Regions from separate parts of the Homo sapiens genome. Here region 2 is linked to region 1. A link is a loop called in an ENCODE intact Hi-C map of the cell type or tissue named here. Cell type or tissue: heart right ventricle. All regions are shown on one strand. Each heading gives the region's core, and the rest is flanking DNA. Links, peaks and the distances in the headings are about the cores only. Region 1 holds the start of LOC105370026 (a long non-coding RNA gene). Region 2 holds the start of LOC112268101 (a long non-coding RNA gene).

Region 1 (16,360 bases), core at 3,175-11,174:
AGCCTGCAAAGCGCTGTCAGTTCAGTAGCAGAGACAGGCAAATAAAGAGTGGCCCTCACTGAATCTTTGATTTGTGCAGACACCATGCTGGGTGCTTTATGTATATTTAATACATTTAATTGCACTACAATCATACGAGGTAGGTCCAATTTTCTTTTCTTTTCTCTCTCTCTTTTTTTTTTTTTTTTTTGAGAGGGAGTCTCACTCTGTCACCCAGGCTGGAGGGCAGCGGCACAATCTTAGCTCACTGCACCCTCCACCTCCCAGGTTCAAGTGATTCTCGTGCCTCAGCCTCCCCAGTAGCTGGCATTACAGGTGCCTGCCACCACGCCTAGCTAATTTTTGTATTTTTAGTAGAGACAACATTTTCACCATTTGGCCAGGCTGGTCTCTAACTCCTGACCCCAAGTGATCCACCCGCCTTGGCCTCCCAAAGTGCTGGGATTACAGGGGTGAGCCACTGCACCCAGCCGAGGTAGGTCCAGCATTTATCTCCATTTTTCAGATAAGCAGAAGTGCCCTGCCCCAAATCATATACCTGGTAAGCAACTGGCCCAGGCAGCCTGACTTCAGGACCTTCACTCTTCACTATTACTCTATTCTGACTTTCTCCTAACAAAGCAAAAGATGTGTGCCTTAAGTGAGTCCATCCAAATTATGGGAAGAGAAAAGAGGTGTTTCAGATTGGGGCTTTGCGGAGCGCAGGGGGATCAGGGGTGTCTTCTTAGAGAAGGGTTCACTTGTGGCAGGCTTGAGGATCAGGCACAGATATAGGACTTGAGCAAGCAGGGTTTGGGGCAGGGAGGTGCCTCACAGGCAGAAGAAAACACATGAGCCAAGGCAAAAGGCATGTTCCTTTTAAAATCCTTTCATGGTTCCCCATTGTTTACAGGATTGAGTGCAGACTTCTTTGCAAGACTTATTAGGCTGCTGGATCAGTCCCTGGGTGACCTTTTTCCACTACAGCTCAAACCCCTACTCTCTCCCTCCTGCCCCACCTAACTTCCCTCTGTTCCTCTAACCAGACAGGTGCTTTCTTGCTACCAGGACTTTGAATACACTACTCTCTCTCTTCCAAGGATTACTGTCCCACCCTCTTCATTGGCTAATTCTTTGGGGTCTCTGCTGGGTCTCCTACCAGGCAGGCCAGAGCCCCCTCTCACTTACCCTTATCCCAACACAACACATCATATTGTAACAGCCTAGGTATTTTTGTAGCAGATAAATAATAATAACAATAACAAAAATCAAAACTGATCCTAGCTACTCTGTTTTCAAGGAAGGGAGGAGGAATCATTTCAAGCCTAGGGGAAAATCCTTACCCATCTGATATTTGCTCAACAAACATTTACTGGACACCTACCATGTGCAAGGCACTGGGCTGGGTGTTAGATACTGTTTCTTCCCACTTTTAAGAGCCTGGTGAGAGGAGGAAAGTAAGATTGTTATTTCCAAGTTCTCTAGTTCTAGGCCACTGAATGGTGAGACCCCAAGCAGGTAGAGTAGAAGCCCATCCATGAGAGGGTTCCGGAGCCAAGGGCATGGAGAACCACACAGATCCTCCCAAGCAAGTGAGCAAGGGCTCTAAAGCAAGGGGGCCTGGCAACGTGTTGGATGGCTGGACTGTAGTGATGTAACTGCCCAATGGGTTCACCTTGCCTGCTGCCTAGATACAGCTGATTTATCAAGACAGGTGAATTGCGGTAGTGAAAGAGTAGTTCACGCAGAGCCGGCTGTGCAGGAGAACTCAAATCAGTCTCTCTGAGCATTCGAGAATCAGAGTTTTTAAAGATAGTTTGGTGGGTAGGGACTTGGGATTTGGGGAGTACTGATTGGTCAGGTTGGAAATGGAATCACAGGGTGCCAAAGTGAGGTTTTCTTTCCTTCCTTCTTTCCTTCCTTCCTTCCTTCCTTCCTTCCTCCCTTCCTTCCTTCCTTCCTTCCTTTCCTCCTTCCCTCCCTCCCTCCGTCCCTTCCTTTCTTCCTTCCTTCCTTCTTTCCTTTCTTTCTTTCTTTCTTTTTTTTAGAAGGACCCTCTCTCTGTCACCCAGGCTGGAGTGCAGGCACACTGCAACTTCCGCCCCCCAGGTTCAAGTGATTCTCCTGCCTCAGCCTCCTGAGTAGCTGGGATTACAGGCACCTGCCACTGTGCCCAGCTAATTTTTGTATTTTTAGTAGAGGCAGGGTTTCACCATGGTGGCCAGGCTGGTCTTTAACTCCTGACCTCGTGATCCACCCACCCTGGCCTCCCAAAGTGCTGGGATTACAGGCGTGAGCCACCGCACCCAGCCGAGGTTTTCTTAATGTCTTCCGTTCCTGGGTGGGATGGCAGAACTGGTTGGGCCAGATTACCGTCTGGGTGGCGTCAGCTGGTCCATCCAGGGCGAGGTCTGCAAAATATCTCAAGCACTGATCTTAGGTTTTACAATAGTGATGTTACCCCCAGGAGCAATTTGGGGAGGTTCAGACTCTTGGAACCAGAGGCTGCATGACCCTAAACTGTAATTTCTAATCTTGTAGCTAATTTGTTAGTCCTACAAAGGCAGACTGGTCCCCAAGCAAGAAGGGGGTCTTTTCAGGAAAGGGCTCTTGTCAAATTTGTGTCAGAGTCAAACCATGAACTGAATTCCTTCCCAAAGTTAGTTCGGCCTACACCCAGGAATGAACAAGGGCAGCTTTAGGGTTAGAAGCAAGATAGAGTCGGTTAGGTCTGATTTCTTTCACTGTCACAATTTCCTCAGTTATAATTTTGCAAAGGCAGTTTCAGTGAGAGGTGATCAGTGAGGAAGGCCAGGTGGTGGGGGGAATCAGAAACTAAAATATGGTGCACAGTATTTAATTTTAAATTCTTTGCATTGTGGTATAAAACTCATATGCCAGTACCACTTTTAGGGAAGTCTTACACACCCTTAGGTGCTTAGTATGAGCGGTCTTGGTGGGTGAGGATGGATCAAGGTCAAGGATAGTCCAGAGCAAGGTAAATGGAGAGAATTCTTCATGGGCAGGAACTTGGAGACGGAACCACAAGAATGGTCTCCTGAGAGGCTCTTGGAGAGGGTACTTCATAGGAGTATGAGTCATTTTTATTTAAATATCTCAAAAGAGTATGATTTTTCCCAGACACCCAGATAGTTCCCCTGGTAGACTACAGACAGAGAACACGCGTTGGTGCTTCTTTCCAGTATCCCTATCTCATAACACAGTGCCTGGTGCAGAGGAAGCATTTCATACTTGCCAGATGGATACATGAATGGATTGATTGAACAAATAAAATCCAAACTCCATTCTACTGCCTTCAAAGTCCCACATGATCTGGCCCCTGTCCGGTCTCCAACTTCATCTCTTGGCCACCTTTCTGCTCCTCAGACACCATGGTCCTTCTCACCCCAGGGCCTTTGCATTCTCCTTTCCTTAGGTTGTGAACACTCGGCCCCCAGCTCTTTGACTGCCTTATTCCTATCCTAATTTCCTCAGATCTCCCCTCCCCAACCCTACCCCTGCTTGCTCAAGTCTCACAATGTTGTGAGAGGCCTCATAATCACCACCTCCAATCACCGACTATTACATAGATCACATTGCTGTATTTCCATCAAAGCACTTCTGAGAATTGTGCTTGCTTGGTTGGAAACACACGTGCCTATTAAAACGTAAGCTACCCTCAACACACATCACTTGCATAGATACACCCTGGAATGGAAACTCCAAAAGAGTAGGCATTTTATTTGTCTGTCTTGTCCGCTACTGTCTTTTATGCTAAATGTAATGCTTGGCACATCAGAAACAATAAATATTTATTAAATGGATGGATGAACAAATAAATGGTGAGTGTGGGTCACCCTGGGAAATTAGGCTAAAGGCATGATTTCAAAACCCAGAAACCTGGCTCATTTCCATTCTGAGAGGTTCGAGCTCAAAGACACAAGACTTGGCATCAAAATAGATGACTTGACCCTTCCCTGGAGATCTCCAATCAAATGACAGAGAAGTATTATTCCTGAGCTCTCACTTTGATGATACTGGGAGAGGAGATGCCCAGAACCTTCTTGCAGCCCCCTGCCTTGACCCAGCTCTGACAGAGCTTTATCCGCAGCACACCTCCACCCCCTCCCAACTGCCTTCTAGCCAGCTGGCTGCCAATGGTGATGTATAGAGATGACTTGATTTGACCTTGAAGGGAAGAAACAAATTAATGTGTCTCAAAATAAATTCCGGCAATCGGTGGCTGGCTTCTCCTCCAACCCCTCCCTTCAGTGCTTCACGGGTAGTGCATCATAATGTGAAAATCAATACTGTCTCTTAAATGAGCCAACACCTGGAGCTGGCAGAATGTGGGGCTGCCTGGAGGTCCCCTCCCAACAAATGTCCTGGGCCTAGGAGTTGTTAGAAGCAGTGGGAGTCTCAAGGCCTGCTGTGGGCCCAGCTCTCAGGTTGCTGAAGGCTGGCTGAGCAAACCCACCTGTCCCATAGCTGGAAGGCCTCCCAGGTATAAGCAGATGTGGGTTACCTGGTGGCTCCCTCGGGAAGGAGGAAGGCAGCCATGTGGAAGGGCATTGCCATTGCCGTTCTCTAAGGATGACTTGGATATGGGGGGCGGGGCAACAGAGGCTCCAAGTCTCACTACCCAACTCAGCAATTCGCTGTGTATTTACTGAGCACTTGTGCTTGGCACTAAATTCAAGTGGTATGCCCAGGTACAGTATGCCAGTGTTCAAATAATGAAATACCTCATTACCGCTTGGTGAATAGCACTGCCTGAGCCTCTCAGGACCCCCAGGGTCCTGGCCTGTATCAAGCATGTTTTCTTATTCTAATGCTTTGGCATTTGGATTCTGGCTAACCCTGGAGGGACTACCTGTCCCAGGGCCAGCCAATTTCTGGAGATAGAAAAGGACTCTCTGGGAGAGGAGCACATTTTTCATATGCAAACCAAACCCTCCAGAACCCAGACCCCCAACCATCTCCTTTATTGTGCTTTTCAGCCCTTGGCTCACTCTCCACCTGCCCTAATCACCCAGGGCCAGGAACCAGAGAAGCAGAGACAGCTCCTATGTCCCAGAGCCTGCTGCAATTATTCAAACGAGCCAATTCAAAACCTGCATGCCCTGCTTCACCCTTTCCTTCCCGCAGAAGCCATAATAAAGGCTCTTGCTCACATTTTCTTCTTACTCCCTCTGCCTCCTGAGGGACCCTGGAGTTTCCCTTTGTGGCTCCCCGTGGCGTGGGGTGCCCCCACTTCTTAGAATCTTTGAGTATAACAAGCTATGTTTTCAATGGCAATCTTCCCCTTTTCTGTTGTCCACATCTAAATAATGATAGTACCTACAATTTTGTTTTTTCCTTTTTTTTTTTTTTTTTTTGAGACAATCTCACTCTGTTGCCCAGGCTGGAGTGCAGTGGTATGATCTTGGCTCACTGCAACCTCCGCCTCCCAGGTTCAAGCAATTCTCCTGCCTCAGCCTCCTGAGTAACAGGGACTACAGATGCCCACCAACACACCCGGCAAATTTTTGTATTTTTAGTAGAGACAGGGTTTCGTCATATTGGTCAGGCTGGTCTCGAACTCCTGACCTCAGGTGATCCACCCACCTTGACCTTCCAAAGTGCTGGGATTACAGGCATGAGCCACCACACCTGGCTACAATTTCAAATATAGCCACCGCCCCCATCACCTCCAACTCCCTCTAAGAATCAACAGCTGAAGTGTTAATATCTCTTCAGCAGGAGGCCTTTGGACGAGTGGCTGTTCTGAAAGATCAGTGCCGTGTCCTACCAGCTAAAGATTTTGAATATCACACAAACACACACACACACACACACACACACACACACTGGCCTACTATATGGCAGCTATAGCACTGGGCCTTGGGGAACACACACATGGGCCTCTGCCTGCACCCAGCCTGGATGTGGTAGTTACTGGGGGCTTCTAGGAAGAAATGGAAGAAATGATGTCCAGTCGAAACCTGAAGGGGGAGTAATAATAATAATGTTATTGAATGTTATTAGCTGCAAAGCACTGTCTATGCTCTTCACACTCATGTAATCTGTAGTCAACCCTGGAAGGCAGTTGATCCAGAAATGTGCCCAAGATCCCACAGCCTGGAAGAGATGAGCCAGTTTTAAACTACAGCAGGCTTATTCCAGACCAATGTGTTAGCTAGGCCAGGGAGCGGGGAGGGTGAAAAGAAGGGTTAAGAGTTTCTGGCAGAGGGAATGATAATGCTTGGATTTAGTAGGTGTGTGTTGTTTAAAACAAATGAAACCCTTAATTCTCACTCAGAGCTTCAGTTTCTTTATCCATAAAATGGGAATAATTAATAATCACGTTTAATATCCCCCAAAGAATTGCTGGGATGATTGCAAGTTTGTAAAAAAAAACAGGGCTATTGCTTAGTTATTATCACCATCCCAGCAGCTGAGAGAAGCAGAGAGAGCAGAGGAATGACAAGGACCAGCTGTCTTGGAAACGTTGCCTAGTGACCTGATATGGGACAATTTCATTTTTCCTGTGCCTGCATGACACACCAGCTTGTTCTGGATCTGACAGTGACAGCTTACAAAATCCACAGCAGACACGATGACAGAGCTTACTACCAATAGGCAGGCATGTATGCACACACACACACACACACAGGCCCATACACACCTCAGATCTAAGCCAGCACAGACACAGTTGTTGGAGAACAAAGAATGTCTTTGCAGAAGGGACAGAAATGGAGACTTTCTGGCTGTGTCCAAGATTTCATGCTAGATCAGCAGTTCCTAGAGTGGATGCTATCAGCAGAAAAGGAGATGGGAAGAGTTCTGCAGTCAAATAAGTTTGGGAGGTGCTAGGTTAGACAAAGTTAAATACTCCTCTTTAGTCTGGTGATGTGCATTGTGAACCTCCAAGAGGAAGATATAGCTGGTAGCTGTCATTGCATAAGAGATTACCCTAAAATTTAGTGACTTGAAACAGTAAACAGTTATGATTGCAGTTTCTGAGGTTCAGGAATTCAGCTGAGGCTCAGCTGGATGAGCTTGGTTTAAATGAATCTGCAGTCAAGATGTTAGCAGGGACTGCAGCCATCTGAAGGCTAGACCAGGGCTGGAAGGTCTGCCTTTAAGTTCACTCTTGTGGCTGTTGGCTGGAGGCCTCAGTTCCTTACCACGTGGGGCTCTCCATGGGGATGCGTTAGAATCCTCATGATATGGCAGCTGACCTCTCTTAGAGCAAGTGAGCCAACAGAGAATGAGGCAGAAGCCCAACGTGTCTTTTGTGATCTATCCTCGAAAGTGGCTAGCATTACGCCTGCTATATGCTTTTGGACAGCACCACTATAAAGAAACCCTAGAGTGAATGTGAATTTGTTCCAACCTAAGGCAAGAGAGCTGGGCTTTAATGCTTCTGCACCCAACACCCATTGTCTAGTATCTCCCTGGGGTGGAAGTGCGGCTGTGAACTCCCAGTCAGGACATAAACATCACGTCCTTTGACCCTGTGCCTAAAATGGCTCTAGTAGCCCCAGGGAAGTCCTCCACAGAAGAGTCACAGGTGCAAACTCATGGAAACAAAAGCACCCTGAGGCCAGGGGAGGCATATACAGAAACAGTAAAAGGGAGCTGGGGGATGCGGACTGCCCTGTCTGCTGCTTTTATATGCATGAATAAGTGGAAGTCAGAAGTGGTTCAATTGCAGGGCATCAGTTGGACAAACGGCTGAAACAGTATGCAACCACTAAATATCATGCTCCTGAAGATGATTTATTGTCACAGAAATAACATGGGAAGAGCCAGCCTCAAATAATCAGTATGTATGATATTCCATTTAAAATAAATAAATTTAACTTTGCGTTTCTATTTTGTTTTAAAATACCACTATTTCTTGGCCGAGCACGGTGGCTGATGCCTGTAATTCCAGCACTTTGGGAGGCCGAGGCGGGCAAATCACTTAAGGTCAGGAGTTCAAGACCAGCCTGGCACACATGGTGAAACCTCATCTCTACTAAAAACACAAAAATTAGCCAGGCGCGGTGGCTCACGCCTGTAATCCCAGCACTTTGGGAGGTCGAGGCAGGTGGATCACGAGGTCAGGAGTTTAAGACCAGCCTGGCCAAGATGGTGAAACCCTGTCTCTGCTAAAAATACAAAAATTAATGGGGCGCAGTGGTGGGTGCCTATAATCCCAGCTACTCGGGAGGCTGAGGCAGGAGAATCCCTTGAATCTGGGTGGCAGAGGTTGTACTTAGCCGAGATCATGACACTGCATTCCGGCCTGGGTGACAGAGTGAGACTCTGTGTCAAAATAATAATAATAATAATAATAATAATAATAATAATAATAGTAATTAGCCAGGCGTGGTGGCAGTCGCCTGTAATCCCAGCTACTCGGGAGGCTGAGGCAGGAGAATCACTTGAACTCAGGAGACAGAGGTTGCAGTGAGCCGAGATCATGCCACTGCACTCCAGCCTAGACGACAAAATGAGACTCCATTTCTAAAAAAATTTTAAAACTTAAAATAAATACAATTTTGCTTTCTATTTTGTTTTAAAATCCACTATTTCTGTAAAGAAGTTGAGTGTTCACATTACTCTTTCCTTTGTGCTTGTTATGGACTGTGTGTTTTGTATCCCACCAAAAATCACATGTTGAAATCCTAACTCCCAATGTGATCGTTTTAGGAGTTGGGTCTTTGGGAGGTGATTAGGCCATAAGAATGCAGCCCTCATGAATGGGATTAGCGCCTTTATAAAGGGGGCCCCAGAGAGCACTCTCATCCTCTTTCTCCCATGTGAGGGCACAACAAGAAGCTGGCAGTGTGCAACCTGAAGAGGGCCCTCACCACCACCCGACCATGCTGGCAGCCTGGCCGTGGGCTTCCAGCCTCCAGAACAGTGAGGAATAAATTTCTACTGTTTATAAACCACCCAGTCTGTGGTGCTTTATTATAACAGCCCGAACTAGGAGCAGTGCTTTTCTGTGTTTTTCAAATATTCTTCATAGAGAATGGATTGCATTTCAAACAAGAAAAGTAAACCCAGCTGTTAGGTCTGAGAGATTCTCATAAGGAAATCTTTGATTTAATATATCACCTGATGCAAATTTTATTTCCTGTCCTAGAACATGGCATTGGTGTAGCCGTGTGAGGTTATCCATACACACTCCAGAGCAAGACGGCCCTGGTTTGAATTCTGTGCTATCATTTATTAGCTGGGTGACCCTGAGCAGATTTCTTAACTTCTTTGTGCCTCAGGCTCCTTGGCATAGGAGTGATGATGGAGTACCTTGTAGAGTTGCGGAAAGGAATAAATGAATTAAGATATGTAAAATACTTAGAGCAATTGCTGGCAAATAAAAAGCACTTTGGCAGCACAGACCTACCTTCCCCCACCCCTCCCTCATCTCTAATTAGTCTAAATGGCTAAGGCCTTTTTTTCCTCTCTTTTCCCTCTCATTAAAGCTACCCTGTTCCACCTTCTGTTGCATTCCTTGGGGATCCTGCCAGGTATAAGTGGGTAGTGATGAATTAATCAGGTTGGCCAATCACATTCTTCTATGTTCAGGTCTTACTTCCTCCAGGGAATGCCCTCTAACCCAGTTTTGAAGGCTCCAGAGAGCCCTGTACAGGCCTGGGGTGGAGTGGGGGTGGGTAGACACCTGTGGCTTCTGCCTGGCAGCATTTATGTGTCTTTACTCTGGTCATAGTCCCTCAATACCTCTTTGGGACATCTTTCTTACCACTTTGTGCAGATTCACTGGGAACGTCCATCAAAGGACGTCAACCTTCCTTCACTAGGGGTGGGCACATGGCCCAAGCTAAGCCAAGCAGAGCCTCTCTCCTGGGAATTTGAACCTCATGCAGAGAGACTTGAGGATGGGAAATAGTTGAAGCTGATTCATTCCAGAGACAGTGTCCTGAGATGTCCATTTTCCTTGCTCCAGATCCCCAGAGTGGCCCCATTCTGTCCTTCCTGACATCTAAATAGTGTTCAACATTTCTTTTCGATTAAATGAACTATCCCACATCCCTTTCTCCCCAAATTACGTAAAGTCTGTTTCTTTCACTTAAAAACAAAGAATACCAGCTGCTAAGCTATAGTAAGTACACTAGGAGAGAGGGAATGAGAGAGAGAGAGAGAGATGTCAGGCTGGGCAGCATAGCATCTCCCATGCTACCTGTAAGGTGACACCTGAGTTCTAAACCAGCCAAACTACTAACTCCTTCTGTGACCCTGGCCAAGTCCTTTCACCTCTCCCCCTCTTCCCCCAACCCCCATTCTCCTTTGCAGAGTTCTTTTCCTAGAAGAGTCCCATAAATGCAGTTGTGCTGGAGTCCCCTCCTAAGGCCCCTGTGCATTTTCCTGGGAGTATCCCACACATTCCACAGCCTTCTCTAAGCTAACACACCCAAGTCCCTTCCAGATCAGCTCTCTGAGGCTTCAGGTGGCTCCTAGACATCACCACTCACAGGATTCTCAAACTGCACATCTCCAAAGGAGAATCCACTATCTCTCCCTGCAAACTGCTCCCTTCCCTTCCTTCCCCCAAGTTAGTACTCAGCACAAACACCTTCCCTGCAGAAACCCCAGAGCTCTTCTAGACTTCTCTCCTTGTCAGCTGTCACCAAGCTGCTGTCCATACTCTCTGATCTGTATCTGCCAATACTGTCCTCTGCCATATGAGTTCTGTTGTCCAGCAATTGTCACTTTACAAAATCCAGTCATCCATTTATTACTTAACCCTTACAACAAGTCGAGGAGGTGGATGGATGGTATCATCTCAATTTAAGGAAACGGAGGATCAGAAAAGGAAAGCCATCTGCTTAGGGTCACACAGGAATTAGAAAGTAGAGCTGGGGTTTGAACCTAGAGATGACTGAGCCTAAAACCCATGCTGGTCCCTCCAGGACCTCCTCTGTCCATGGTGCCCGAATGCAGGAGGAGCAAGATCTAAGCCCGTCTCTCTCTGGCAGGTTACTAAGGTCCACAGTGCAAACAGCAACAGTGTTGTTCATGAGCTCATCTGCTCCATCTTGCTCCACCCAGCCCTAATCCGGGCTCATGACCTGGGAATTCATCTCCCAGGCAACCAGAGTGATGCAACAAACAGAGGAGCTGCCCAGGCAGGATTGGTGCAAGCCCAGGACCGTGGCTGACGTTCAAGGGCTCCAGCCCAGAATGCCCCCTCTGTGGAATTAGCACCATGTGCCCCTGATGAGCCAGAGGAATCCAAAACCCAGTCCTGGCAAGGACAACAGAGGCTGGAAACATGGGGAGGCTCGTGACCTGCAGTCATCACAAAACACTCATTGTGCATCCTGGGGTACAGGGGAGGGTTCAAGAGACCCACGTTTTGTGTCTTGCCCCAAGAATTACTAACTCTGCATACAATTCATCAGGAAATCCTTCGCTGCCAAATGTATCCAGTGTCCAAACACTTCTCACCACCTCCCCTGCCTCCACCTTGATCCAAGCCTATGTTACAGCAAAGGTTGTTTCCACACTTGTCCCTACAGTCAATTTTTTTTTTCTGAGACAGAGTCTCGCTCTGTCACCCAGGCTGAAGGGCAGTGGTGCGGTCTCAACTCACTGCAGCCTCTGCCTCGCAGGCTCAAGCGATTCTCATGTCTCAACCTCCTGAGTAGCAGGGACTACAGACATGTGCCACTGCACCCAGATAATTTTTTTGTATTTTTAGTAGAGATGGGGTTTTGCCATGTTGGTCAAGCTGGTCTTGAACTCCCGGCCTCAAGTGATCTGCCCTCCTCGGCTTCCCACAGTGCTGGGATTACAGGCATGAGCCACCATGCCTGGTCAATTTTTTTTAAAATTTTTATTGTAGTAAAATATGTAACATGCAATATACCATTTAAATAATTTTCACAAACGAACAACTCCGTGGCATTAAGTACATTCAAAATGCTGTGCAACCACCACCACTATGTTCCAAACTTTTCATCGTCCAAAAAAAAAATCTCTGTAAGCATTAAGCAACAACTTCCTCATTTCTCTCTGCACCCAGCCCCTGGGAACTTCTAATCTACTTTCTGTCTCTAAATTTGCCTGCTCTAGACATTTCATATCAGTAAAATCATACCATATTTGTTCTTTTGTGTCAGGCTTCTTTCACTTAGCTTAATGTTTTCAAGGTTCTTCCATGTTATAGCATATATTGAAACATCATTTCTTTTTATGACTGAGTAATATTCCACATTGTATGGATATGACATTGTATGGATATGACATGCTGTGCATACACGTATCTGTTGATGTATACCCTGCAGTCAGTTTGAACACTAAAGCTGGATTGACCTCGGTAAAATATTACTCAGTTCAAATATGACTCAGATCAAAGCCTCTTAAGGCTCCTCTATTCAGCAAAATCCATAGTCCTTATCATGACTACAAAGCCCTAAAGGATTCTCCCTACACACATACACACAGACATGCCTACACATACACAGGCACACACACACATGCACGCACGCACACATGCACACAAACTTGCATGTACACCCTGTTCCCTTTGTGCCCCTTCAGCCTCATCACTTTCCCCTCTCCCCATCCCCACTCCACTCCTTGCTGCTCCATGAATGCCCCTGGCACACCACCACCCCAGGGCCTTTGAACATCCTGCATGTGCTCTTCCTCAAGACATCTGCATGGCTGAGCCCCTCATTTCCATCAAATATTTGCTCAAATATAATCTCAGTGAGGCTCAGCCTGAACACCCCATTTGAAACTGTAGCTGTTCCCCTTTGTTTATCATTCCCGATCTCCCTTATCAGATCTGTTTTTTTTTCCACACCACTTGCCACTTTCTGACATATTCTGTAATTTATCTATTCATGACTTCCATTGTTTATTATCTCCCTCCACTTCTAGAATGTAAGTTCTACAAGGGCAGGGATTTTTCACCTGTTCCATTCATCAATGTGTCTGAAGCACTGAAGACAATGGCTAATATCCAGGAGGCACTCGGTAGAAATATTTGTTGAGTTAATAAATATAAGTTGGGACGAGTTGCTGCACTTCTCTGGGCCCCTGTATCTGTGAATTAGGGATTACAATCTGTCCCTGGAGCAGTGGGTGTTAGGGTGGGAATCATGTTAGATAACGATTGTTACCACCCTTCATACATCATAAGGTATTATGCAAGTAAGAGAGGGTGGCGGAAAACTGATCTTCACTGAGTACTCTTGATGTCAGATACTTTCCATAATGTATCTCATTTCATTATTGCCATTTTACAGATGAGGAGACTGAGGCTCAGAAAGGTGAATTAACTTGTCCTGACATCACAGTGTGTAAGTGTGGGGGAGTCTGAGCTTCAACACAGCTTCCGGGCTTTTTCTTTGTTTTCTTTTCTTTCTTTTTTTTTTTTTTTGAGATGCAGTCTCGCTCTGTCACCCAGGCTGGAGTCCAGTCGCAAGATCTCAGCTCACTGCAAGCTCCGCCTCCCGGGTTCACGCCATTCTCCTGCCTCAGCCTCCTGAGTAGCTGGGACTACAGGTGCCCGCCACCACGCCCGGCTAATTTTTTGTATTTTTAGTAAGTAGAGAAGGGTTTTCACCGGGTTAGCCAGGATGATCTCGATCTCCTGACCTCGTGACCCGTCTGCCTCGGCCTCCCAAAGTGCTGGGATTACAGGCGTGAGCCACCGTGCCTGGCCTAGGGCTTTTTCTGTAAGTTGAGTCCAGCTCTGTTATTTCATAAGCCTGAGAGCAAACTCCTTCTTCACCAGGGAACAGTGCTGGACCCAGGAGAATAATAAGAATGAAGCTATGAACAATAACCACCTTTTATTAAGAGCTTCGTACATATGTCAGGCTCACTTTTCTAGGTGCCAGGTGCTTTCCATATCTCCCCTCACAAGAAAGCAGGGAATAGGTATTATTATTATTCCCTCGTAACAGGTGATGGAGAACCTGAGGCTCAGAGAGGTCAGGCCACTGACTTGAGGCTACACAGCTAATAAATAGCAGAGACAGCATCTGAGCCCATAGCAATCTGACTCCGATGGCATCTTAAAAAGGGATGATCATAGGAATATGGTTTCTCTAATGCTATGTATGGCCCCCACCTCCATGACCACACCCAAGGACCTCCCCACCCAAAGCAGACCCCAGATGGTGCTTCTGTAGGCGGGAAGGTAAACACAACACCAACCCTCACGCCTGTGCCCTCAGTGCTAGCAGCAGGATGCAAAAGGAGAAGGCATGGGTGGGAGCTGAGATGGGGATCCCACGGGCCTGCGTTGTCAACCAAGATAAATGAATGAACCACTCAGCAAACCAGGGCACTTCCACCCCAGAGCAGAACTGTCACTGGTAAATAAATCATCGAAGCTCTACACTGGACGTGCCAATTTCAGCAGGAGATCATGAGTGCATTTATCTGCTTGGCGACACGCTGGATGTCTTCAGGCTGTGAGGGGCTATGAAAATACTCCTCAGCATGCACTCCGCCCGAGGCTGGTTCCGCGGCATGGGTGGCGGGAGTGGGAAGAGCATCTCCTTCCAGAACTGTGTTCATCTTAAACTTCCCACAGTCCCCCTGATTCAGGGGACTGATGCTTTCTATGCCTTTTAAAATAATAATAACCATCATCGTCATCATAAGTAGCGTGTATTGAGTGCTTACTATGTGCCAGGCATTGTGATTTTAAAAAATATACATTATCTCCCTAACTGGCTAAAATGTTGAGTCTCTGCTGCATAGGAAAATGACTCCTTTGAGGTTGTCTATTCTTTACAATGATTCCCAAACACTGAGTGATATCTAAGAGAGGTGGTCCAGCTCCAGGTCAGAGCTTAACTTCCAAGAACTTCCCTAAGTTCCCACTATCACCAGCAGCAGTAACCACCACCACTCCAAGCCTCCTCTCTCTGATTAGACTCCCAAAAGGAGACAACAGAGGATAGTGAAAGGAGACCAGTGGGAGGTGGGAGAGAAGGAACTGGAACTGAAAAGCCCAGCTCTTGGGGAGATAAAGAAAGTTGAAGCTCAGAAACTTAGGAACCAAGTTCTTGCCATTCGGAGGAACCTGGTCACAATGTTCCACCAAGTTCTGCTGTGCCCTGCCCAAAAATTATTGTCTTGGGAAGTAAAGCTATCAAAAATCTATTATCTTTGGGAGGGGTTGGCAGAACACCCCTGGTATCTATGGAGACATGTGTTAGATAAATGGAGTGAAGGAGGAGAAGAAGGAGATGCTGTCTAGGCCTTAGCATACTTCTTTCATTCAATTCTTAAAATGACCCATTTGACAAAGGAGGGCACTTGGCCGATAGAGGGGTGTTATTTTGAAGTCCCAAAATGTTTTCCATCAGAAGTTTCCAACTTATTCCAAGCCCTCCCACATCCTGTGGAAAGACCCCTGGCCCTATAGCCAATGGCCCAGTCAGCCACAAAACACTTCTCCACCTCTCACCTCTTTGAAAACAAGAAATAAATAACCAACCATCAGAAATCTGCAGTTGTAAAAACCAAGTTGTGAAATTGTCTTTATTTATATCATCACAATACATTGAAAGGATCAGCTTACAAAATAGCAGGTACAATAGGATACCATTTAAAAATTGCATAAGAATTAAAGTGCTGGAAAGAAATATACCCAATACTAACAATGATTTTTTTTTTGGAGTAAGGGAGAGCAGATGTATTGGTGATTTTTATTTTATTAGTTTAGCTTATCTATAATTTTCTAATTTATCAGCAAGGTACATGTGGGGTGTGTCTTAATTGAATAATAAACAACAAAATAAAAGGTTGTTTTTTTTCTCAAAAGAAAGAATGAAATAAATACCTTGGAACCTGTATAAAGCTGCTGCAGGGAAACGGTGCGAACATCTACACCAGTGGCCAGCCTTGTTCTTCCACAGTTCTTCGTGCTTATTTTTATTTATTTATTTTATGTTTCAGGGAACATAATACAACTGGATCTAAGCTTAAGCAAACACGTGATGAGGGAACAAGTAAACAGGCAGGTAGGTCATCAGGATTTCTATTGTGTTTGTTTCTACACAGAAAAAAGAAAGGGGCCTGTGCTTTTGACTCAAAATTGCCTCCCACTGCATCGCCTGGTTCCTCTAATGTCCAAAAGGAAATCCTGTCAAGCCCCTTAGAACTCCCCAGGCTCCTTCACATCCAGCCCTCATCCATTCAGTTCCCACTAACAGGGCACCACCTCACCTTTCATTTCTTTTTTCATTGATTCGGTGAAGTTCATATGCCAGAGTTCAAATCCTCACTCTGCCTGAGTTCAAATCTCCACTCTCCCTGAGTTCAAATATCTACTCTACCTGAAAGTAAATCCCACTCTACCTGAGTTCAAATCACCACTCTGCCAGAGTTCAAATCTCTACTCTACCTGAGTTCC
Region 2 (16,360 bases), core at 7,629-15,628, 54 kb before region 1:
CTGGAAGGATAAACAGAGCACATCAAGATTTGTAAAGACAATACCAAGTAGAGTTCAGCTGAAAAGAAGCAGGAATGAATGTCTTCAGGTTACCACCTCCTCTCTGCCAGAGGAATCTTCTAAGTAGGCCAGATGGAGTAAGACGATTTACTCACTCCAGATATACCCGCTAGGGACATGATGTCATGCTGGTTGTCCCCTTTGAGAGGGTGACCAGCATGGAGAGCAACTGGCAGATCAAAACCCCCCTGCCCTCCATTTACTAAGCTCTGAATACAGATGCAGGACTGCTTCAGCCCAGAAAAAGGTGTACTATCTCTTTTCTAATCTTTCTGGCCAGAAAGGGCACCTTTTTCTAATTCTTGACCCATAAGGAGCACCTTTTTTTTTCATTTAAAAAATTTAATTATTATGGCTACATAATAGTTGTATATATTTACAGGGTATATGTGATGTTTCCATACAGGCATACACTATGTAAGGATCAAATCAGGGTAATTGTGCATCCATCTCCTCAAGCATGTATCATTTCTTTGTGTTAGAAACATTCCAATTACACTCTTTTAGTTATTTTAAAATATAAGAAAAATTATTGCTAATTCTGCCGGGTGCAGTGGCTCACGCCTGTAATCCCAGCACTTTGGGAGGCTGAGGCGGAACAGATCACCTGAGATCAGGAGTTCGAGACCAGCCTGGCCAACATGGCAAAACCCTGTCTCTACTAAAAATACAAAAAAAATTACCTGGGCGTGGTGGCAGGCACCCGTAATCCCAGCTACCTGGAAGGCTGAAGCAGGAGAATCGCTTGAACCCAGGAGGTGAAGGCTGCAGTGAGCGGAGATCATGCCATTGCACTCCAGCCTGGGCAACAGAGCGAGACTCTGTCTCAAAAAAAAAAAAAAAATTATTGTTAACTATAGTCGTCCTGATGTGCTACCAAATACTAGATCTCATTTATTCTCTCTAATTGCATTTTTGTACCCAGTAACCATGCCTACTTTATACTCCACTTCCCACTACCCTTCCCAGTCTCTAGTAACCATCATTCCATTCTCTATAGGAGTACCTTTTCCTAATAGGAACAAAGTCACTATGCAGGCTGGCAGCCTTGCTGCATGCAAATGACTGAACTCAGTCCATCTTTGAACTTGAGCTCCCATAGTAGCAGAGAGTGGAATAAGAAGTAAGAAGACCCAGCACAGCTTGTTTCATCTGAAAGGTTTTGCAGGTCGGAAACTTCTCACCTGAAGGCTGCAGCTTATGCTGTTGAGAATCTGTGCAGAGCCTCTGGGTGCTTTCTCCCAGGGTCCTCGGTCTGAGGGGTATCAGGGGGAATGAGAGAAAGAACAGAGGGCTTTCTTTCTCTCTGCCAGGGGTCTGGACCTCAAACTTTCTTCTAAGACCTTCTGTTCAATAGCACAGTAGAGTGGCTCTAGTAAACAATAATCTATTTTATATTTCAAAGTAACTAGAAGAGAATAATTTTTTTTGGCTCAGGCTGGAGTGCAGTGGTGTGATCTTGGTTCACTGTAGCCTCCACCTCCCAGGTTCAAGAAACTCTCCCACCTCAGCCTCCCAACTAGCTAGGACTACAGGCACATGCCACCACACCCGGCTAATTTTTGTAGTTTTTGGTAGAGACAAGGTTTCGCCATGTTGGCCAGCCTGGTCTCGAACTCCTGACCTCAAGTAATCCACCCACTTCGGCCTCCCAGAGTGTTGGGATTACAGGCGTGAGCCACCATGCTCGGTCTTAGAAGAGAATAATTTGAATGCTCCCAGCATAAAGAAAAGATAAATGTTTAAGGTGATGGATATCTATCTCTATTACCCTGATCTGATCATTACACATTATGTGAATGTATCGAAATATCACATATATTCCAAAAATATGTACATCTATTATATATCAATAAAAATAAATATTTGATTCTAGAGGTTCTCTCGAGCTCACACACCCAGCCGAGCTGGTCTTGAGACCCCAAGCTTCAGCCAGGGGTCTCCAAGTTTCCTAGAACGATTCTCAGTGTGATGGAGGCTGGTTTCTTCTCAAATTCCCAAAGCTGGCAGACACCCAGCTGGATCCCACCTGGGCCTGATCACCCAGTTGTCTCTACAATAAATGAAGTCAGGCAGGCCCACAGAGGCTTTCAAAGGACCGGAGAGCAAACTTGTTCATTAGGCAAAATTTACTGAGTGCCTACTCTGTGCCAGGCATTGGTGAATGCTGGGGTGCAACATTGAACCAGTCATGGCCCTGCCCTCAGCAAGCTCCAAACCCAGTCAGAGAGACGGCCAATAAAATAAGCAACTACTGTACTGAGGAACAGGGCTGTGGCAAACAAATGACACTCATTTTTGAATGAGTGAGTGAATTCAAGATTCAGTGAATGAATGAAGTGCAGTGTATTGTGCTATCCTGGTCTGGAGGATGAGAGAAGGCTTTCTAGAAGAGGTGATAGGACACCTGGAGGATGAATAAATTTAGCCATGTGAAGTGGGGAAGAGAGGAGTATTCTAGGCAGAGGAAATGGCATGTGCAAATGGCCTGGGGTTAGAACAAGATGGGATGGCAGAACCAAGAAAACTCGAATCTGAATCAGTCAGCTTAGGCTGTGGGGGCCAGGGTGGGATGGTGTGGAAGAGATGCTATTTGTGAAGTAGGCAGGACCGGGCTGTAAAAAACACTGTCATCCATGTCAAAGAGTTTAGATCCATTCAAAGAAATGGGATTTTTAAACATGCAGGAGAGGTTGGTATTTTCAGGCACCAAATTTAACCCAATGAGAACATTTCAATAGTGCCTTTATCCCTGTTTTCTGGTGATGATGGAAAAGCATAATGCCTTGTAGATTTCTCAGTTCTGACCACACAAGTTACATGTGGATAAGTCAGAGCCAGGTGGTGATACTCTGAAAGTATCCCTGTGAGCTCAGAGTGTTGGGTTGAGAAGATGAACAAGGCTAGATCCACTTCTATATCCACTAGCCCAGAGGGGCCTCACATTCAAGAAATCCTTGCCTACGGGGATCCATGGTGCACCAGGAAAAATGAAATTCGTAGTCAAGACTAGGAACAAGTACTTGGGAGAGAAAGGCCCAGCCTGGCAGCCTCCAGGTAGCAAACCACAAGATAATGAAAATTATTGTACTCACAGGCCCCTGTCCTTGAGTTCTTCCAGCCTAGCTCCCTCCAGGATGGGCTTGTTGGATTCACTTGTAATACACTGGCTACCAACCACTCACCATCTCTGGGGCAAAGATTCCATGATCCCATCTTTGTACCAAGCCCAAGCCAGAGATCGCAGATCTCAGGGTCTAGTTGCCTGGCATGATACATTCCTGACAGAGGTGGTGGAGATACATGTGTTACCATTGAACTCCAGAGTTGAGAAAGATGTGGCATCTAAAATGCAAAACAAGAAGACAAATAAATAGGAGGACTGAATGGGAACAGGGCCTTTACATTATTGTTTTAAAAGTCTCACTCTAGAAAACTCCACCAGAGCAACCTTATTTTGAGGTCCCTTCTCCCAAAGCAAAGCTATCCAGTGTGCCATGCAGGTAAAGTGGCAGCTGTGCTGGACAGAACTTGCTAAAGCTAGACTATCACCTTGCCTGTATGCAAAGCCTCCTGGGAGAATCTACAAAGGAATTCCTGCCTCCCCAGCCCCAGGAGCTGACATCCTGACCACAGGAGTTATGCTATTCTCACAGTTCCAATGTGTCTGTGTTTCACCCTCATGACCAATTGCTGAGAAGGCAGAAATAGTTCTTAAGAAATTCCAGAAGTAGAAGTCCCCCCTCCTTTAGGGCCAAGATGCACAAGATAAAGTTTGGGGAAAGAGTAGGCTTTTTATGGTGAAAGCTGCCCTAACATTTGTGGGGTCAGAGCAAAGGTATAGAAGAAGACCCACAAATTAGATGTCTAAATGTTTATAAATAAGTCAGCAAACTTAATATGTTCTCTTATCTTGGTCAACATACCTTCAAAATGATCTGAAAGTTAGTTATGAATTTAGACCCTTGGACCATTTCAGAGTGCCAGGATATGACATGGCAGTGGCGGGAGAATCTGGCCCTGGAACCATCCCTTTCTCTCTCTGCATCTGGCACATCCAACACCATGATGGGGCTTACACACATGCATATAGACCCCTCAGCCTGAACATCCAAGTTCTGTCCAAATAGCTACCCTTGGACCTAGAAGTGTGGACACTTGAAGCATGGTCTACCTGCAGGAGAATGGATCCATGGATGAGGTCTACAGAGACCTGGAAAGTGGCATAGGAGTCATTTAAACAGAGAATTTTGGGATCTCAGGTACCCAGAGAGTGGTTAAGGCGGGCAGCAGTCTTAAGGGGGTGCCTTCTTGGTCCCCCAGATTTCTCATCCCATAGGGATGGTTATCTCTGGAGAAGGCCCAGGGCAGGGGTCCCTCCCATCCGCAGCTAAGCATGGTACTGCTGGCAGAGGCCAGCATCAAACTTAACTGTGTCATCCCAGCCACAACAGGTCTGAATATTTAAAGAAACCCCTCGCCATCCTGCTTCTAAACGCGTGCCCGCCTTCCCAAGTGCTGGCTTTCCATCGCCTCCTTTACTCCTTCATTGGTCCTAGATCAGCCCTAGACAGGGTTCTCGGGGCCCCTCTTTATTCCCAGTCACCCCAAAGCCCAATTTCCAAGCCCCTTCCAAAGCCCTCTGTTGCAAGCGCATCCTCCCTCCCTCGTGCCCCCTCAATATTCACACCTAGGTAGTAGATGCAATACTCTAGCTGCCACTGGCATGTTCCACAAGGGTTTCCTGCTCCAACTTGGGCCCTAAGGGATTGATTAGGTTGGCTAGGTTAGGTCCCCTTTATGACAAAACCAAAACAGAATTGATGCCCCCACCCGTCAAGGGCACTTAAAAAACCAAAACTCAAAGTTCAGGGCCAAGTTTGAGGATGTGCAGAAAGGTGTGTGTTTTTTCTTGTCAATTGCGACTCTAATGATGGACTCACGTTGCCCGCTCTTCCCTTTCTCTTACACCTTACCTACCTACTAAAGGAGGAGTTCTTGCTTGGTAAGTGGATATAATCCGCAAAGACATGAGAGAATTTATTAGAAGCCACTCAAGAGCCTTAGCTACCTTCTACAAGGGGAAAAGGACACACACAAATATCTATAGTGACCCTTTTTTTCGTTTATTTTTGGTCAGACTGTTTAACTTCCATTTTTTTTGTCCCCTCCTTTCTTTTCCCCTTTAGTTGAAAACTGCTAAAATGTCAGTTTGCGACCTTGACTTTATATTTAAAAAAACAAAAAACAAACTCTCATCTTTATTTCATTTCTTTTCCCCATGTGATATTTGTTTAGGTTTCTATTCAGGCAACTTTTTCTTTTCAAAAAAAATTGTTAAATTAATTGAGGATTTGGTTGAAGTTTAAAATTTTGGCTTTATCTGCTTTTATTTTTAATTTCCAAGATATATTTTTTCAGGCCCATAGTTCCATTTCTTTTTCCCCTTTCCCTTCCTTTATTTTTTATTATTGTTTTAGGTTAAGGGTGTTTACACCCCCTTTCTATTGAGTTGACTCTTTTGTTTAATTCATTAGAAATTAAATTTTGTATAATTTCCTTTTTCTTTTGTTTAATCTGAATCGCATGCTTTTTCTCTGCATGATACCTAAATCTTCCAGTTATCCTAGCAGGGGGTAAAAAAAAAATCTCCTTTCTGTGGTATTCCTTCAGGAATTTGTGCTTTTGTTTTTTGGCGTCTCTTCTTTCTTCTCCTCTCTCTCTCTTTCCTTTCGTTACAGTGCATCATGACGGTAAACATTTCTTGGTTATTTAGAAACAGCCCATGGGCCCAGCGCTCAGCAGTGTCCAACGGGTCTTTTTGCTTTCAGATCACTGGGTCGGGGTCTGCTGCTGACCTCTTTACCAAAACAGCCAGCCCGCTCACCACCTCGCGAGGACGTTCCCAGGAGTACGACTCAGGAAATGACACGTCCTCGCCACCCTCCACGCAAACCAGCTCAGCCAGGTCTCGGGGCCAGGAGAAGGGGAGCCCCAGTGGGGGCTTGAGCAAGAGCCGGGAGCTCAACAGTGGCAACACCTCTGATTCAGGGAACTCCTTCACCACCTCCTCACCCCAGAACAAGGGGGCCATGTTGGAGAATCTCTCCCCCACCAGCAGGGGCAGAGAGTCAAGGTCAGTGCACCACACAGGGTCGGGGGTAGACGGTCTCCCACCTTAGCTCCACCTTCTCATGCTCTCATCCCAGCCTCCCCCACTCCACCCCCAAGATTATTTTATTTGTAAGAGAGATGAAACTCAACTCAGACTGGCTTGTTTTAAAACACTAGTGGCACTAGCTTCAGGTACAGCTGGATTCAGGGGTTCAAAAATATGTTGCTGGAAATCCGTCTTTCTCATTACATCTCTTATTCTGCTTCCTCATCCTACTGGCCTTATTCTCAAGCAGATCCTCCCAAAGCATTGTCAAATATGCCAAGCAGCTAACATTCTATTGGTTTAGCCAGCCAACAGGAAAACAATGCTTCTTTCTCAAAGATTTCAGCCAAACACCAAGGCAGGTGCTTATTGGTTCTGTTTGGCCCAGCTTAGGTCATCTGCCCATCACTGTCCCAGGGGATGCTATGCTGTTGGCCAGAATGTGTCAGATGCCATCACTAGGGCTAATGAGTCGAACCTTCCCACACTCCTCTACAGGAAAAGCCAGGTTATTGGTATCAGGAGAGATGGAGGCTAGGCAGGCAAAAAAACAGATGACAATTTTACCAGTAATCTTAGAAGGAAGTCGAACATTGACCAGGCGTGGTGGCTCACACCTGTAATCCCAGCACTTTGGGAGGCCGAGGCGGGTGGATCACCTGAGGTCAGGAGTTCGAGACCGGCGTGACCAACATGGAGAAACCCTGTCTCTACTAGAAATACAAAATTAGCCGGGTGTGGTGGTACATGCCTGTAATCCCAGCTACTCGGGAGGCTGAGGCAGGAAAATTGCTTGAACCCTGGAGGCGGAGGTGGCAGTGAGCTGAGATTGTACCATTGCACTCCAGCCTGGGCAACAAGAGTGAAACTCCATCTCAAAAGAAAAAAAAAATGAAAGAAAGTCTAACATTAAATTAATTGTAAGTCATTTAAGAACATATCACAGGCCAGGTGCGGTGGCTCACGCCTGTAATCCCAGCACTTTGGGAGGCCGAGGCGGGTGGATCACGAGGTCAGGAGATCGAGACCATCCTGGCTAACACAGTGAAACCCCGTCTCTACTAAAAATACAAAAATTTAGCCAGGCATAGTGGCGGGCGCCTGTAGTCCCAGCTACTTGGGAGGCTGAGGCAGGAGAATGGCATAAACCTGGGAGGTGGAGCTTGCAGTGAGCCGAGATTGCGCCAGTGCACTCCAGCCTGGGTGACAGAGCCAGACTCCATCTCAAAAAAAAAAAAGAACATATCACAGTATTTACCCAAATGAATTGAAAACTTATCTCTACATAAAAACCTGCACTTGGATGTTACAACAGCTTTATTTGTAATTGCTAAAACTTGGAAGCAACCAGAATATCCTTCAGTACGTGAATGAATACATAAATTATGATACGTCCAGACAATGGAATGCTATTCAGTGCTCGGAAGGTATGAGGTACCACGCTATGAAAAGACATGGAGGAAATGTAAATGCATATTACTAAGTGAAAGAAGCCAATGTGAAAAGGTCACACACTGCATGGCTCCAACTGTATGACATTCTGGAAAAGGCAAAACTATGGAGAAAGTACAAAGATAAGTGGTTGCCAGAGGGTGAGGGGACAGAGGGATGAATAGGCAGAGCACAGAGGATTTTTAGGGCAATGGAACTACTCTGTGTGACACTACAATGGTGGATAACTGTCATTATACATTTGTCCAAATCCATAGAATGTATAACACCAAGAGGGTACTCTGATGTAAACTATAGACTCTGGGTGATAATGATGTGTCAATGGAGGTTCATCGATTGTAGCAAATGGACCACGTTGGTGGAGGATGCTGATAGTGGGGAATAAGGCTGTGCGTGTGTAGCAGCAAGAAGTATATGGGAGCTCCCTGTGCTTTCCATTCAATCATGCTATGAAACTAAAACTGCTCTAAAAAATAAAGTTTATTAATTATAGATACAGATATACCATAGTATAATTTATCAACATATCAGAGAACATTGAGATTTCTCCATTTTTTTACCCATCTTAACACACTCACTAGATGCAGTTTTCCTGCAGAAAACTCTTCCACACAGATGCATATGAGCCAGTTGTAATTCTACTTCGTCATCCGCTTAACTCTCTCACTCAAGAAATCACAACAAAATGCTAATCACTGAGGTTACTGTCATCATAATAGCTACTAAAATTTACTGATCACTTAGTCTGTACCATTCATTCTGTTGTTTATTCCTCAACTTGTTTATCAGGCAAGTCCTCTCTGCCAGACACTCAGCCTGGTGCTGGGGATTTAAAAATGGAACAGTCCTTTTTCTCAGGAGCTTATAATTAATGAGGCAGATGCACAGTTGCGGGATGGGTGGAAAAGCTTTGCTGGTGCCCTCTGTCATGCTAACAGTGAGGTTTTTCTACTTCTGAGGGTGGGAGTTTGCCTTTGTTCCATATAGCCAAAATTTTCAAAAGATGACTAACGCCTTAGCACTGAAGCAGCTAACAGCTTCTTCAAAGACAGAGCACTCTTTGTCCCTAACACATACCCCATTTCAGTCCTGGACAAACAGCTTGACATCCACATGCAGAACTGCCTTCCCATTTGCCTGCCCCAGGTCATCCCTGGCCTCAGCTCACACCCAAGCTTGACTGAGAACCTGAGCTGGGCCAGAGCCAATGTCAGTGTCTCCAAGAACAGGCAGTGAAGTTCCCAGAAGGGAGGAGGAGGACACATGTTTACTGATATACAGCAGTGCTATTATGCAGGAAAAATTGAAATAGCAATAACAACAACAATAATAACGGCAGTTCATATTCGTTGAGCCCAAATCACATGCTAGGTACACTGCCAAATGCTTTCCAGAAATAATCTTCCCGAGCTCCTCAAAACCTTTATAGGACAGTACTATTTGTAACCCTTTTTTACCTGATGGGGAAACTGAGGCTCAGAGTGGTTGAGAAACTCAGTTAATAAGTGGCAGCACCAGAATTCAAATACAAATATGTCCCCCAAACAGGAACTAAAGCCTGAGAGACATCTAGCAGTTACCTGTTTAATTTGATCTCCATGGACAGCCAAATTAAGTAATTTAGACCCAGCCTTTCACTTTGAAATATAAATGATGGTTGAGTCCATGACTGTTTATGTCATGCCACTTATGAGCAGAGAGGGCTCAATAAATATGGGCTGAGTGGAAGAGACATCAGCTCTAAATCAAAGGAACCATAGACACTGAAGGTAGGGAGCTGGTGAGGTGGGAGGGGTGGGGACTCTGGAGCTGCACAGATCAAGGTTTGGGGCTCTGGGTGGTTTTGAGGAAATAACAAACCCTTCTGAGACTTCTCTGTAAATCTGGGGGTAATAATAGCATTGGCAGCTGGGCGCAGTGGCTCATGCCTGTAATCCCAGCACTTTGGGAGGCCAAGGCAGGTGGATCACGAGGTCAAGAGATCAAAGCCATCCTGGCCAACATGGTGAAACCCCATTTCTACTAAAAATGCAAAAACTAGCTGAGTGTGGTGGTGCGCACCTGCAGTCCCAGCCACTCGGGAGGCTGAGGCAGGAGAATCGCTTGAACCTGGGAGGCGGAGGTTGCAGTCAGCCAAGATCACGTCACTGCACTCCAGCCTGGCGACAGAGCGAGACTGTCTCAAAAAATAAATAAATAATGATGTCGGCTTCAGAAGGTTGTTGGGAATGAAATGATGCTTGTGAAATTCTCAGAACATTGAAAAGGTCCCCAGGGAGCTGTCTCCAGGGAGCTCAATATCTGGGACAGAAGAGACAGCCTACAAGTATAAGACTAAGTAAGCCATATAGGGATAGGCAAAACATAGAACTAAGGTCTGTGGTAACACACTGGAGGTCGCCCAACCCAGACAGGGGACGGGGGTGTCAAGGAAGGTTTTCCAGAAAGGGTGAGGTCAAGCTAAAGCCAGAATCATAAGTAGGAGTTGCCAGATGAAGAGGGAATGGAGAGGGTTTGCAGACAGCCAGAATGTTCTGAGGCCTGGAGACAAGGAAGAGAATAGGGATATTTCAGGAGGAATAAGTAGTCTATGACAGCTGGAGTCAGGAGAGGAAAGAGTCAAGACCTGAGATTGGAGGGGTGAGCAGGTGCCAGGCCATCGTGAGCCTTGAAAACCATATTAATGTGATTTGAACTTGATTCTTGGCCCAATCCAAATAAATATGCCTTCACTGAGCACCTAACAGAGGTCAGCCTGGCCCTAGGCAGGGTGGGAGTACAGAAGACAGCACTCTAGCCTTCTGATAATCCTGAAGCCTCTGTCTTTTGGGAGGTCTCAATTCCTCCAACTGCAAAATGGGTTACATCAAAATTTCCCAAAACTAAACCAACAACAGGTCATCTTGATTTTTACCATATCCATGTACTACTGATATTCCTGTTTACTTTAATAAACTCATTTTTAATATATAAGTAAAAGGAAAATTACAGTACTATCTGAAATAGAAAATTAGAATCAAATGTCCTTGGCCGGGCACAGGGGCTCACATCTGTAATCCCAGCACTTTGGGAGGCCAAGGCGGGTGGATCATTTGAGGTCAGGAGTTTGAGACCAGTCTGGCCAACATAGTGAAACCCCATCTCTACTAAAAATACAAAAATTGGCTGGGTGTGGTGGCATGCACCTGTAATCTCAGCTACTCGGGAGGCTGAGGCAGGAGAATTGCTTGACCCCTGAAGGCAGAGGTTGCAGTCAGCCACTGCACTACAGCCTGGGTAACAGAGTGAGACTCTGTCTCAAAAAAAGAATCACATGTCCTAAATAAAAGGTACCTATAAAAACACATATGATTAAAACAATGGATTTAATCCTACTAGTTGCAGTTGCCTAACCAAGGCTGAGTCTGAGGTGTGCTCCTCTCTCTTAGAGAGATTACAAAGTGTTAGAGAGGTGTTACAAACCAACTAGCACCCAATGGGGGCTTCCTCATTAATGTAATCAGAAGGACAGAAAAAGACTAGACAGGGAATAAATTTCTCACCATGTAATCTGATGTTACTTACCATCATGCCCATGCCTGATGACATTCTAAAATACTCCACTGTGGCCCCAGCGGTATGTGTTTCACACTTGAGGAAATGCTAACCTGAATTGTCTACTTTTAAGGTATCTTCTGTCTCTACTCCTCTAACATATGTGGCCTGGGAAGTCTTTCCAGAGAGAATAGGATGGGAAAAGGGGCAAAGAGGGTTCTATGAGAGCACCACAGCCTAGGCCAAGGTAGGGAGGTATTCAAACAAGATGCTCCCAGAGTAGTGGGCAGTCGGTGCTCATGGACATTTTCCCACCTGCAGGGGATTTCAGTCACCGTGTCTGGAATGTGCCGAAGTGAAGAAGTCCAGTTTGGTCCCATCCACAGCCCGGAGCTCACCCATGAAAGGGTGTTCCCGCAGCTCCTCCTATGCCAGCACCCGATCCTCCAGTCACTCGTCCCGATCCCCAAATCCCAGGGCTTCCCCCAGGTACACCCAAAGCCGATCCACCTCTTCTGAAAAAAGGTGAGTGTGGTTTTGACCTTTGCTCTGCAGCACCTTTCTCCTTAGGAAATTAGTTAATTGCAGATGTCCTTTGACCCATGGGGGAGAGAAGTCAGACGGACTTAGGTTTGAATACTCGTTTTGCCCATTTCGAGCTGGTGGCCTTGGGAAAGTCAGTTAATTTCTCTGAACCTGAGTTTTCCCATCTGCAATATGAAGAAATAGCAATTCTTACCAGAAAAGATTGTTCTGAGGGCTATAAGGCACTTAGAACAGTACACAGAACATAATGAATATCAGTTATTATTGCTGCTATTGGCATGAGAATGAGCTAATGTGTATCAATTAACTTCTGCATAGAAAATTATCCCCAAACTTAGCATCTTTAAAACAAGTGCTACTTAGTTCCTGATCCTGTGGATCAGCAATTGGGCTGGGCTCAGCTGGGTGGTTCTTCTGATCTCATTGGGCTCACTCATACGCCTTTGATTGACTGGTGGGTTGGCTGGGGGCTGGAGAGTTTGAAAGACCCCAGCTGACTCATCACTCTACTCCATGAGGTCTCTCCTCCTCCAGCAGGCCTGTCTTGGTTTGTTCACATGGTGATGGCAGAATTCCAAGAGAGAGCACAGTATTGTGCAAGGCTTCTAGGCTTGGAAGTAATTAGCATCCCTTCTGCTATTCTATTAGCCATAGCAAGTCACAAGACCAGTACAGATTCAAGGGTATTCCTCTCAGTGAAAGGAGCTGCAAAGTCACATTGCAGGGGATGTGGACACTGGGAGAAGAAAAATTATGGCCATTTTTGCATTCTGCTACCCAGTTTCAATAGCTATTGGTAATCGCTTGATTGCCTCATGTAGAATAATAATGTAGCAGAATGAGACATGAAATCTCAGAAATCGGAAGATTCTATCCAAACGAATCAACCCATAAATTCAGGGAGTCCAGCTTTCCTCTGCAAAAAGAAATTCCCAATAGGAGCTTGATTGTTCCTCTTTTGCAACTATACAATCAAAAAACAGTTGCTTATTTAGCTGGTCATCTCAAGACTGGTCCATTCCAAAAAATGAGACAAGGCAACTGATGAAAATATTCAACATGATAGAGTGACATAAATAGAAGAGCAAATCAGGCTAAAAGAAAAATTAAGGAAAGAAATATAAAATTAAGTCAGGAGACAGTCCCAAAAGTACGTCCTACCATTCTGTAAAGTTGCTATGGAGGTAAGCTGCAAATATGACGTCTGAGCTCCCTGACAGACAAAGCAAAGAGGAAAATTACTCCCTCATTTACTACATTATTAACAAAAAAAAGATAAGAATTGAACCAGTTGCTCAGAAGAGCAGCTATTTCAGGTTTTTAATTCTATGAAAAATGACTCAGATGGCTCCACAGAAAAGGGACTCTATATGGTGCAGTGAATGGAAATTCTGATAATATCCTTTCAAAGTATCCAAAAACAGGTTTCATCTTGACTCTTTCTTATATCTCTCAATGCATAGCCAAAGCATAAGTTGGCAAAAGCACATTTTTCCAGTGACCATAGCTGGACACTGCTGAGGGCACTGAGAAGGGAAGAGCTATTCCTGCCCCTGTTTTCTAAAAGTGGGAGGCATTAACAGAAAGCAAAGAAGACTAGGAGGAGCATAAGGATTAGTCATGTAGATGCACAACAATATAGTCTACAAAAATCAAGAGCACTTTGAAACCAAACAGACGTGAATTAAATTTGGCTTAGAGGCAAACAGTCCTGGGTTCACATCTCTTACCAGCTGTGTTTAGCGAAGTGCATCATCTCTCTGTGCCTCTGTTTCCCCATCTATAAAATGAAATTGATAATAGTACCTAACCCTAAGATGTGTTGAGGATTAAATAATACACACAAAGCACTGGTTCAATGTCTGGCACATAATAAAATATGTCATAGTCATAGCTAACATTTCCTATGTCCTGTCTAATTGATACTTAGCATAGGTGCCAATATGCTATGTGATTTACCCGAATTCACTCATTCAATTTACAATTGTCTAGGGTAAGGACTATTATTACCTGCATTTTATAGACAAGAAAACGGCCCAGGGAAACGAAATCATCTGCCAAGGTCACACAGCTAGTAAGTGGCCAGGATAGTAGGCACAAAATAGAAGTTGTTGGTATTATTATTAACCACCGGTGGGGAGGGGCTTTCATTCTTTGATCGGGGCCCAGTTCCTCTGCCTGGCTTCCAGAAAGAAAAAGGTCACTGCCCAGGGACCCGCTGAATAAAGCTCAAGCCGTCTTGGATAACCCAGGCGGACACTCAGCAGGCTCCTCAGAGGCTGTTACCTCTCCCCCAGGTCCTACTCCCGCTCTCCCAGCTATTCCTCCAAGTCTGGCAAGAGGAGCCCGCCCAGCAGAAGCTCTAGGTCCCGCCGCAGCCCTAGCTACTCCCGCTACAGCCCCAGCAGGTACCGGCCCCGCCCCTCAAACTAGGCCCGTCCTAGGCCCCACCCCTTTGCTCTGATCCTCCTCTCTGGCCCCGCCTCCCCGTTCTCGGGCCTTCTTCCTCTTAGGTCTGACCCTGACTCAGCATTCTTACAGTTCCCTTTGTCCAATCAGGAGTGGCAGCGAGGCATCAAATACCCTTGTTTCCTAATGTCTCCAGCCCAAACAGTCCCGCAGACATACCCCAGAATTCACATCCCCAGCCCTCAGCCTCTACAGACCGTCCCCATATTCAGAGCCCCCAGTTCTTACCCACGCACCAGGGCCTGCGTAACATTCACGTCCTCACCCCTGCAGCACCTGCCCTGCTATGATGCCCACCTGCAAATGCTGACACCCCTGCACAAGCCCAGCCCCCACCCCTACGGTACTAACAACCCTCGCAGACTCTTACCGCAGCCCCGTCATCCTCCCTCCGGTCTCCCTTGCGGCAACGTGCAGACCCCATCCCGTGACCCAGTGGGGTGGGAAAGAAAGGGAGTGTCCCTCTCCCACGCGCTCACGCAGAAAATCCAGCCCAGCCCCAGCTCCCCAGTAACCCCCCGCGCCCCTTCAGGGAGCGGGATCCCAAATACAGTGAGAAGGACTCGCAGCAGCGGGAGCGCGAGCGAGCGCGTCGGAGACGTCGGTCCTACTCGCCTATGAGAAAGCGCCGGAGAGACTCCCCGAGCCACCTGGAGGCCCGGAGGATAACCAGGTGAGGCCAGGGGGCAAGGGGGACCCACCTTCATCCTCGTTCCCACTCCCATTCTTACTCATTCGAGCCTCAGGCTCTCCCTAGGCCTCCTTGGGGCTGGGATTTAGGATTGTGCGAGCTTATGGTCCCCCCAACCCCAACATCATTGAAATTACGTGTCTGTTCAAAGCCTTGGGACTGAGTCTCCCAGCTCAACCAGCAGGGCCTGCAAGAAGGGGGCGGGGCCAGCCTGAAGAATCGGGTGTGGCATGGGGGAGTGGCCAAAGCCTGAGGGTGGAGCTGGGGCCGGGGAGGTGGAGCTGGGGCCGGGGAGGCGGAGCTGGGGGAGAGAGTGGCGTCAGGCCAGGGAATGGAGGCCAAAGCAATGGAGCAGGACCTTGGCCTGGTGGTGGATCCCGAGCAGCGGAGACAGACCTCTACCCTCAGACCTGTACACTCAGCTGTCAGGCTTAAATAAACCTATATGTAATTATACCTTGAACCAAGTGTGGAAAGGACAAACAGGATTGCTTAGTTCCCAAAGGGACCTAGAGGGAGCCACGGTGGATAAGCCGGAGAGCACTGGATGTGGATTGGAATCCTGAATGTACCACTTTGCAGGTGACCTAGGAAAGGCTCTTACCTTCCTGAGCCTCAGTTTTCTCACCCATGAGATATTGGAAGAAATAACTCCCAGAAGCATGAGGATGAAATGAAAAGGGGCAAAAAGATGTGAACGTGCTTTGTAAACTTGAATGCAGAGTACACAATGTGCCATTGTTGATTGAATGGTCAGAATAGGTGGATACCGTTCCTGGAACAGGTAAGGCCTCAGAAGAGAAAAGCTCTAGCAGAGAAGTCTGAGTGCAAGCAAATTTCTCAGGCCTTGAAAGCTGGGAGAATGATTGAATGCTGCCCTAAGATTGGGTTGGGCTCTTCCTGCTGGCCTTCCAGGCATCTGCCACTCAGTCCAGACACTGGACTGAGGAATCAGGGATTCTCCCTGGAGATGACCTGGAGGAGGAAAAAGAATGTGTTTCCCAGATAGCAAGGCTGGGGTGATGGGTCCCCTTCTCCAATATCCCACAGGGCACCCTGCCTCAGCTTGTAAAGAATTCCTAAACCCTTGGGAGGCCAAGGCAGGCGGATTGCTGGATCTCAGGAGTTTGAGACCTGCCTAGGCAATATGACAAGACCCTGTCTCTACCAAAAATACAAAACACTAGCCAGGCATGGTGGTGTGCACCTGTGGTCCCATCTACTTGGGAGGCTGAGGTGGGAGGATCATTTGAGCCTGGAGTGGGGTGGAGGTTGCAGTGAGCCGAGATCGCACCACTGCATTCCAACCTGGGTGACAGAGCGAGACCCTGTCTGAAAAAATGTAATTAATATAATATAATACAATATAATTCCTAGCATAATTTCTAAACCCACTCCCTTGATCCAGTGTCACACAGCTATTAAGTGGCCAGGATAATAAGCACAAA

Evidence for each region. Peaks named below come from ENCODE experiments on the same cell type or tissue, not always from the same donor. Only the 100,000 strongest peaks of a DNase experiment are listed, where the experiment ranks them.
Region 2: a loop joins it to region 1, with 7 times the contacts of the local background. A loop is called at or near these places in 3 of 110 quality-filtered maps.

Annotation. Positions count from the first base shown.
Region 1 is chr12:119,197,774-119,214,133 of GRCh38, forward strand. It overlaps LOC105370026 (a long non-coding RNA gene), which reads left to right and starts at 12,912. Exons shown (of 3, transcript XR_945438.3): 1 at 12,912-13,286; 2 at 15,904-15,968. In heart right ventricle, for the core only: a CTCF peak has its summit at 8,799 (motif pointing right); DNase peaks (open chromatin) are centred at 6,568 and 11,098; H3K27ac peaks cover 3,763 bases.
Region 2 is chr12:119,139,490-119,155,849 of GRCh38, forward strand. SRRM4 (serine/arginine repetitive matrix 4) reads left to right here. Exons shown (of 13, transcript NM_194286.4): 9 at 5,892-6,196; 10 at 11,528-11,731; 11 at 14,050-14,160; 12 at 14,754-14,894. LOC112268101 (a long non-coding RNA gene) reads right to left here and starts at 11,606. Exons shown (of 3, transcript XR_002957434.2): 1 at 11,522-11,606; 2 at 3,156-3,405. RefSeq lists enhancers at 14,150-14,682, 14,683-15,213. In heart right ventricle, for the core only: no CTCF peak of the experiment used is centred there; a DNase peak (open chromatin) is centred at 14,212; H3K27me3 peaks cover 411 bases.